2 separate regions of the Homo sapiens genome follow, and region 2 is linked to region 1. A link is an interaction called in ENCODE POLR2A ChIA-PET data of the cell type or tissue named here. Cell type or tissue: PC-3. All regions are shown on one strand. Each heading gives the region's core, and the rest is flanking DNA. Links, peaks and the distances in the headings are about the cores only. Region 1 has its middle 78 kb from the start of CYP26A1. Region 2 has its middle 130 kb from the start of CYP26A1.

Evidence for each region. Peaks named below come from ENCODE experiments on the same cell type or tissue, not always from the same donor. Only the 100,000 strongest peaks of a DNase experiment are listed, where the experiment ranks them.
Region 2: POLR2A ChIA-PET joins it to region 1 with 6 read pairs; 3 of 35 experiments call an interaction of 5 or more read pairs at or near these places.

What each region holds. Positions count from the first base shown.
Region 1 is chr10:93,150,842-93,153,758 of GRCh38, forward strand. No RefSeq gene overlaps it. Among named protein-coding and RNA genes, the nearest start is that of CYP26A1, 78 kb to the left of the region's middle. In PC-3, for the core only: no CTCF peak of the experiment used is centred there; a DNase peak (open chromatin) is centred at 1,430.
Region 2 is chr10:93,203,358-93,206,274 of GRCh38, forward strand. No RefSeq gene overlaps it. Among named protein-coding and RNA genes, the nearest start is that of CYP26A1, 130 kb to the left of the region's middle. In PC-3, for the core only: no CTCF peak of the experiment used is centred there; no DNase peak of the experiment used is centred there.

The DNA.
Region 1 (2,917 bases), core at 318-2,817:
CAGGAAAAACCAGAGGGCAGTGGGGAATGAGGCAGGCAGGGGAAAAAGCTAACCAGGGGTGCACTATCAAGCACAGTCCCACATAAGGCCACTTTGTTTCCATCCTCCGGGGTAGCACTGAGGCATGCAGGTCACATCTCAGATGGTCCTGATCAGGGGGCGATTGTCATTGGTTAAGGGCTGCCCCCAAAGAGACAAATTCCCAGGGAAAAGGATTCTGACAGCCAGAAGGGAGCCCTCCATTAAAAGAGGTGCAGGAGCTGTTGTGAAGAAAAGGCCAGTAGGAGCCAGTATGCCCCAAGATGGTGCAGCAATCCGAGCAGGTCCAGGCAGAGCGCTAATATCCTCCATGCACTGGAGAAGGCCCTGTATTCAGGCATTTCCTCTTCTCACGTGGCCTAGTCATCCCTGCCCCAACCCCACTCCCAGCCAAGGCTCTAGAGCAAGACACCTGGCCTCTTCAGAAGGCTGATCTTCCGGCTGATCTTCCCAAGCTCAGACACTCTGTGTAGGCTTCAGGTCATGCTCTGCTGCTTCTTGGGCTGTCCAGGCTTTGAAATCCTTTTAGAACCGAAAACTGCTTGCTGACTTCTAGTCACCACCTTCCACTAAAAACTGCTTGCTTGCCTGAGGATGATGGATGCATCTGTCTCCGAGGCAGGCCAGTGTTCCTGCCCTCTATCTATTGCTGTGTGCCAGCCGTTGGGCCACCTCCTGAGCACCCAGACAGGGAGGAGGCCATTTTGTCTGGCTGGTCATCTTGTCTCCCTGGAGGCTCGCCTCTCTCTCCCCACTCCTTGCAGCTTGACCCCACTCTTGATTCTGCTTACTTGGTCTATGCTTCCCTACCATGTAACAGAAGTTGGTTCTGCATTAAAGGCAGACAGTTTCACCCAGAGCTTCTAGCTCCTTTTCCTGAGGCTCTAACAGTCACCAGGTGCTACAATGACTTCCTTGGGTGGTAACACATGATGCTACCTCCTCAAGTAACTCAAATGGAGGACTTTCCAAAAGCACATCATTGTTTTAAAAACATAATCATTATTGTATTCTACTTAAACTGATACATAAATTATACTAATGATAATAAGCATAACAACAGCTCATATGTGAGTACTGTGCCATGTATTTTACATGCAATAGTTCATTTCATTCTTTACCCCAAATAGTCCTACAGGGTTGGAACTCTCATTATCACCACTTAGTTGGTGGGGAAATGAGGCTCAGAGAGGTCAAGTCAGAACTTGCAGAGCTAAGACTTGAACCCAGGTCTAGCTGAGTCCATAAAACCCACCCTCTGCTTTGTCACCCTATTATTGCCTCCCATCTCACAATGACAGAAGAGGTCTCCTACTCAGTGTTGAGGGTATTAAATAGGGATGGATAGGTCTGGCAGATGAGAGTGTTTTTCCAGAGCTTTAAATTCCAATGGTGTTTAGTCACCTCATTTATTAGATTCCTTACCCAAGAATTAAGTTAAAAAATGGGCTCTTTCTCCAAAATCCCTTTCAGATGTGTTGGCCAGCACAGCACTTTGGGGCCTTCATCACCCCAAGGTGAGTCACCATGCAAACCAGTTGTGCTTTTCTGGGAGAGGGGCTTAGACCCTCCACATAAGTTCCTTTTGAAAGAGTTTTTCCTGGAAGCCCCACAAAGTAACTGTTGCTTTTGTCTTGTTGGCCAGAACTGTGTCAAATGACTACTCAGCAAGGCAGGCTAAGAAGTAAAGTTTGAGTTTTGGTTTTTTTTTTTTTAAGTTTGGGCTTCTCTATTCTTTCCCTCCTCTGTTCAGCAATATACAAAAAGCACAATACATTGTGATCAACTAAGGTTTATACCAGGGTTACAAGGATGGTTCAATTTTAGGAAATTTATCAATATAATTCACTATATTAACAAATTAAAGGAAAATAATCATGGGGGATCACAGGCTGAGAAAACTATTTAATAAAATTAATACTTTTTTATATAGTTAGAAACAAACAAATAAGAATAAAATACCTAGGAATGAATTTAGCCAAATAGGTGCAAGAATTATATACTATAAGCTATAAAACGTTACCAAAAGAAATTAGAAAAGACCTAAATAATTAAAAAGACACCCTGTGTTATGGATTAGAAGGCTTAATATGGTTGAAATGGCAATACCACTCAAAGACATCTACAGATTCAATGCAATCATTATCAAAATACCAATGTCTTTTTTTGCAGAAATGGGAAAGCTAGTCCTAAAATTCACAAGAAATTGCAAGGGACTCCAAATAGTCAAAATAATTTTGAAAAAGATGAACAAAGTCGGAGGGTTCACACTTCCTAATTTCAAAACTTACTATAAAGTTACAGTAATCAAAACAGTGTGGTCCTGGCATAAGGATAGAAATACAGATCAATGGAATAGAATTGAAAGGTGTCTTAGTCAGCTTGGGTTGTCATAATAAAATACCATAGACTAGGTGGTTTGAACAGCAAAAATTTATTTCTCATAGTTTTGAAGGCTGGAAGTCTAAGATAAAGGTGCTGGCTGATTCAGTTCCTGGGGAAGACTCTCTTCTTGGCTTGCAGATGGCTGTCTTTTTGCTATGTCTTCACGTGGCCTTTTCTTGGAACATGCCCTTTGGAGAGGAGGGCTGAGAGAACTCTCTTCCTTCTGATAAGTCTGCTAATCCCATCATGGGGGCCTTGCAATTATGACTTAATCTAAACCTAATTACCTCCTGCTATGGTTTGAATGTGTCTTCCAAAAACCATGTATTGAAAACTTAACCCCAATGCAACAGTGTTGGGAGGTGGAGCCTAACTGGGAGGTGTTTAGGTTATGTGGACTCCACTTTCATGAATGAATTAATGCAGATTAGAAAAGGGCTTGAAGCTGCAAGTTTGAAATCTTGCTCTCTCTCTTGCTCTCTCTTGTTCATTG
Region 2 (2,917 bases), core at 142-2,641, 52 kb after region 1:
TTGCATAACCTCTCTGAGCTTGGTTTTCCATCTCTGAAAAGAGGATTATTATTCCTACCTCATAGGGTGTTTGAGAAGAAGAAGGGCCATCTGTGAAAACTGTGGGATAAAATAATAATACTATAAATGATAATTGCCATTATTCTTCTTCTAGAAGAGTCCCTGAGTCTGGAAGGGTTGGGAAAAAGGACCCACTTACCCAGGAAGGCTTTCCTGGGCTTTCCACATCCATGCTGGTAACTCTGTATGGAGAGGACTTTGCAGTACCACAGGCACAGGATGAAGAGGGCCCTCGAGTCTTGAACCAGAAGGGAGCCTAATAACTGTGGGAGCCACCATGTATTGAACCCCTACTATTCTAGATGCTTTACAAATATTCCCACACTCAGCCTTGGCTCGGCCTAGCAGGGCAGATATTAACAGCATGCCCATGGCTAGTTAAGTGAGTAGAAGTGCCAGGATTTAAACTGTGCCTCTTTCTCCTTTATCACTTTGCTTTGGTTATACTCAACCAGTTTTTTAATCCTGTGTGCAATAGGGTCTTATTATTGCATTTAACATGAAAATACCTAGGTCACTAGTCAAATAGATTATTTTCAAGTATGAAGCTAATACATGTTTACTATAGCAAATAAAAGAAACATTCAGAAAAATAGAAAGACAATTCACTCACAAATTCACTACCCAGCGTTCAGAGACAACCATGCATTAACATTTTCTTCTAGTCTTTTTTTTTTTTGTAGGTTTTTCTTGTATAATTGAGATCAGGCAATAGTAAATACATTTTAAAAACCTAAAATCATTGAAATAATGAAATGACCTTGGATTGGAAGGACCTCAGAGTAGCATCAGTGTATTGAGGTTGATCTATTTCAGTGGGTCTCAACTGTGTGAGATTTTGCCCCCAAGGGGATATTTGGAAATGTCTGGAGACATTTTTGGTTGCGGGGGTTGCTACTGGCATCTCGTGGGTAGGAGGCAGGCATGCTGCTGAACATCTACAGTGCACAGGACAGCCCCTACAAGGAGAATTATCTGGCTCAAGTGTCAATAGTGCCAAGATTAAGAAACCCCTTGTCTATCTGATTAATAATTATCAAATACAGTGGTTTTGTTGGTGTTGGATACAGGGGGCCGCATCCTGCTTCTCTCCACGGCAACAAATCAGAATGCAGAAGAAGCAGCATGATTGAGTGGCGGGGAAGGCCTGTAGCTTTGACTGCGTCCCAAAGGGGTCGGGATCTCACGTTCTGCCTCTGGGTAGGACTTTGGCTTGTCCCTGTCAGTGATGCTTTCCCAGCCAGGTGACATCCTCACTGCTTGGTCAGGGGTCAGTCTGAGCATGGGGCCTGAGAGGGAAGCTGGGAGTACCACTCCCACTGACTATGATCATCAGAGGTCAGAGACACTGTGGAACTCAAGAAGTGGACACAAACACTTCTGCCAGAAGAGGGGTCCTGAGTCTATCCACACAGCCACCAGGGTGCCATGAGAACTGATCACGTCCTAACAAAGAGAGGGCCTGGGACTGGGGAGGCTCTGCACATCAGCTCCAATATCTCCACCTCCTCCCACTGTGAGGGAGCTGGGTCAGGAACCACTGCTGGTGAATCCAGAGGAGAAGAAGCAGAGACTTCTCCCCCATGGACGAGTGTGCCAGGGCTGCAGTGACAAAGTACAACACACAGAGTGGCTTACACAACAGAAATTGATTCTCTCACATTCAGGGGGCTGGAAGTCTGAGACCAAGCTGCTGTCGGGGCTGTGCTACCTCTGAGGCACTAAGGAAAAATCTGTTCCAAGCCACACTCCTGGCTTCTGGTAGTTCCTGGGTAGTGGAGGCACTGCTCCCGTCTTCATGTGGTGCTTTCCCCATGTGCGCGCCTGTCTCCAAATTCCCCCTTTTCATAAGGACACCAGTCATACTGGATTAGGGGCCCACTCTACTCCAGTATGATCTCATCTTAATCACTTATGTCTGCAACAACTATGTTTCTGAAGAAGGTCACATTCTGAGGTACTGGGGTAAGGACTTACATCTACAAATTTTGGGGGGAAACAATTAAACCCACAACAGACCCCACGTTTGGAAAGTAGTTCCAGTGTCCCTAGCCAAGTAGGAGGATCTGAATCATGCTGGCTGCTTGTGGATGCTCCTTGGTGATAGAATATTTCCTTGTAGATGTCTGTCTCCTGGAGGGTCCCCAGACCCTTTTAGTACCTGGAAGAGATAGGGATGAGGGAGCCGCTCCGAACCCCCGCTGGACCAAGGTCCCCAAGCAGGACTTAGATAAGAGGACTTAAGTGTCAAGGCAATGGCAGTGGAGGAGTTAGCCCACAGCCAAGAATCCATGTGACCTAAACCCAAATGGAGAAAAAAGCAAAAAGGAGGAAGGGAGGTTGGAGATTGGGGGTGAGGTGTGGACAAAAAAGGACAGTTGTGCCCTGGCACACTCTGCAAAGGAAGTCCTGTGGGCTGCAGAAGACATTTTTGCACCCACACTAGTTAAATAGATTGGGGTTTCCCAGAGTGGATTCTGTGGAATACCAGCTCTATGATAGATTAAATAGGTATTACATGAGGAAGAGATTCCATAGCAAAATAAGTATGGGAAGCAATGCTAAACTGGATTTGAATTTCAACAGCAAAATTTTCAAAACTTTTAATATATTAATATGGACTGTGCCTCTTCAAAAAGAGTGAATAGTAATCAGCATTCATCCACGTGATTGGATCACAGAAACTTTTTTCTCAGGAGCATCTGGCAAGATACATTTGAGAAATGTTGAACTAGGTGATGGATGAGCCCATTGTGAACAAAACCACAGAGCTGGTGGATGCTATAGATGATATGGCATAATATGAATATTAGATAATAGAAATTCCCAATTGACATTATCACCACGCTATGTTCCA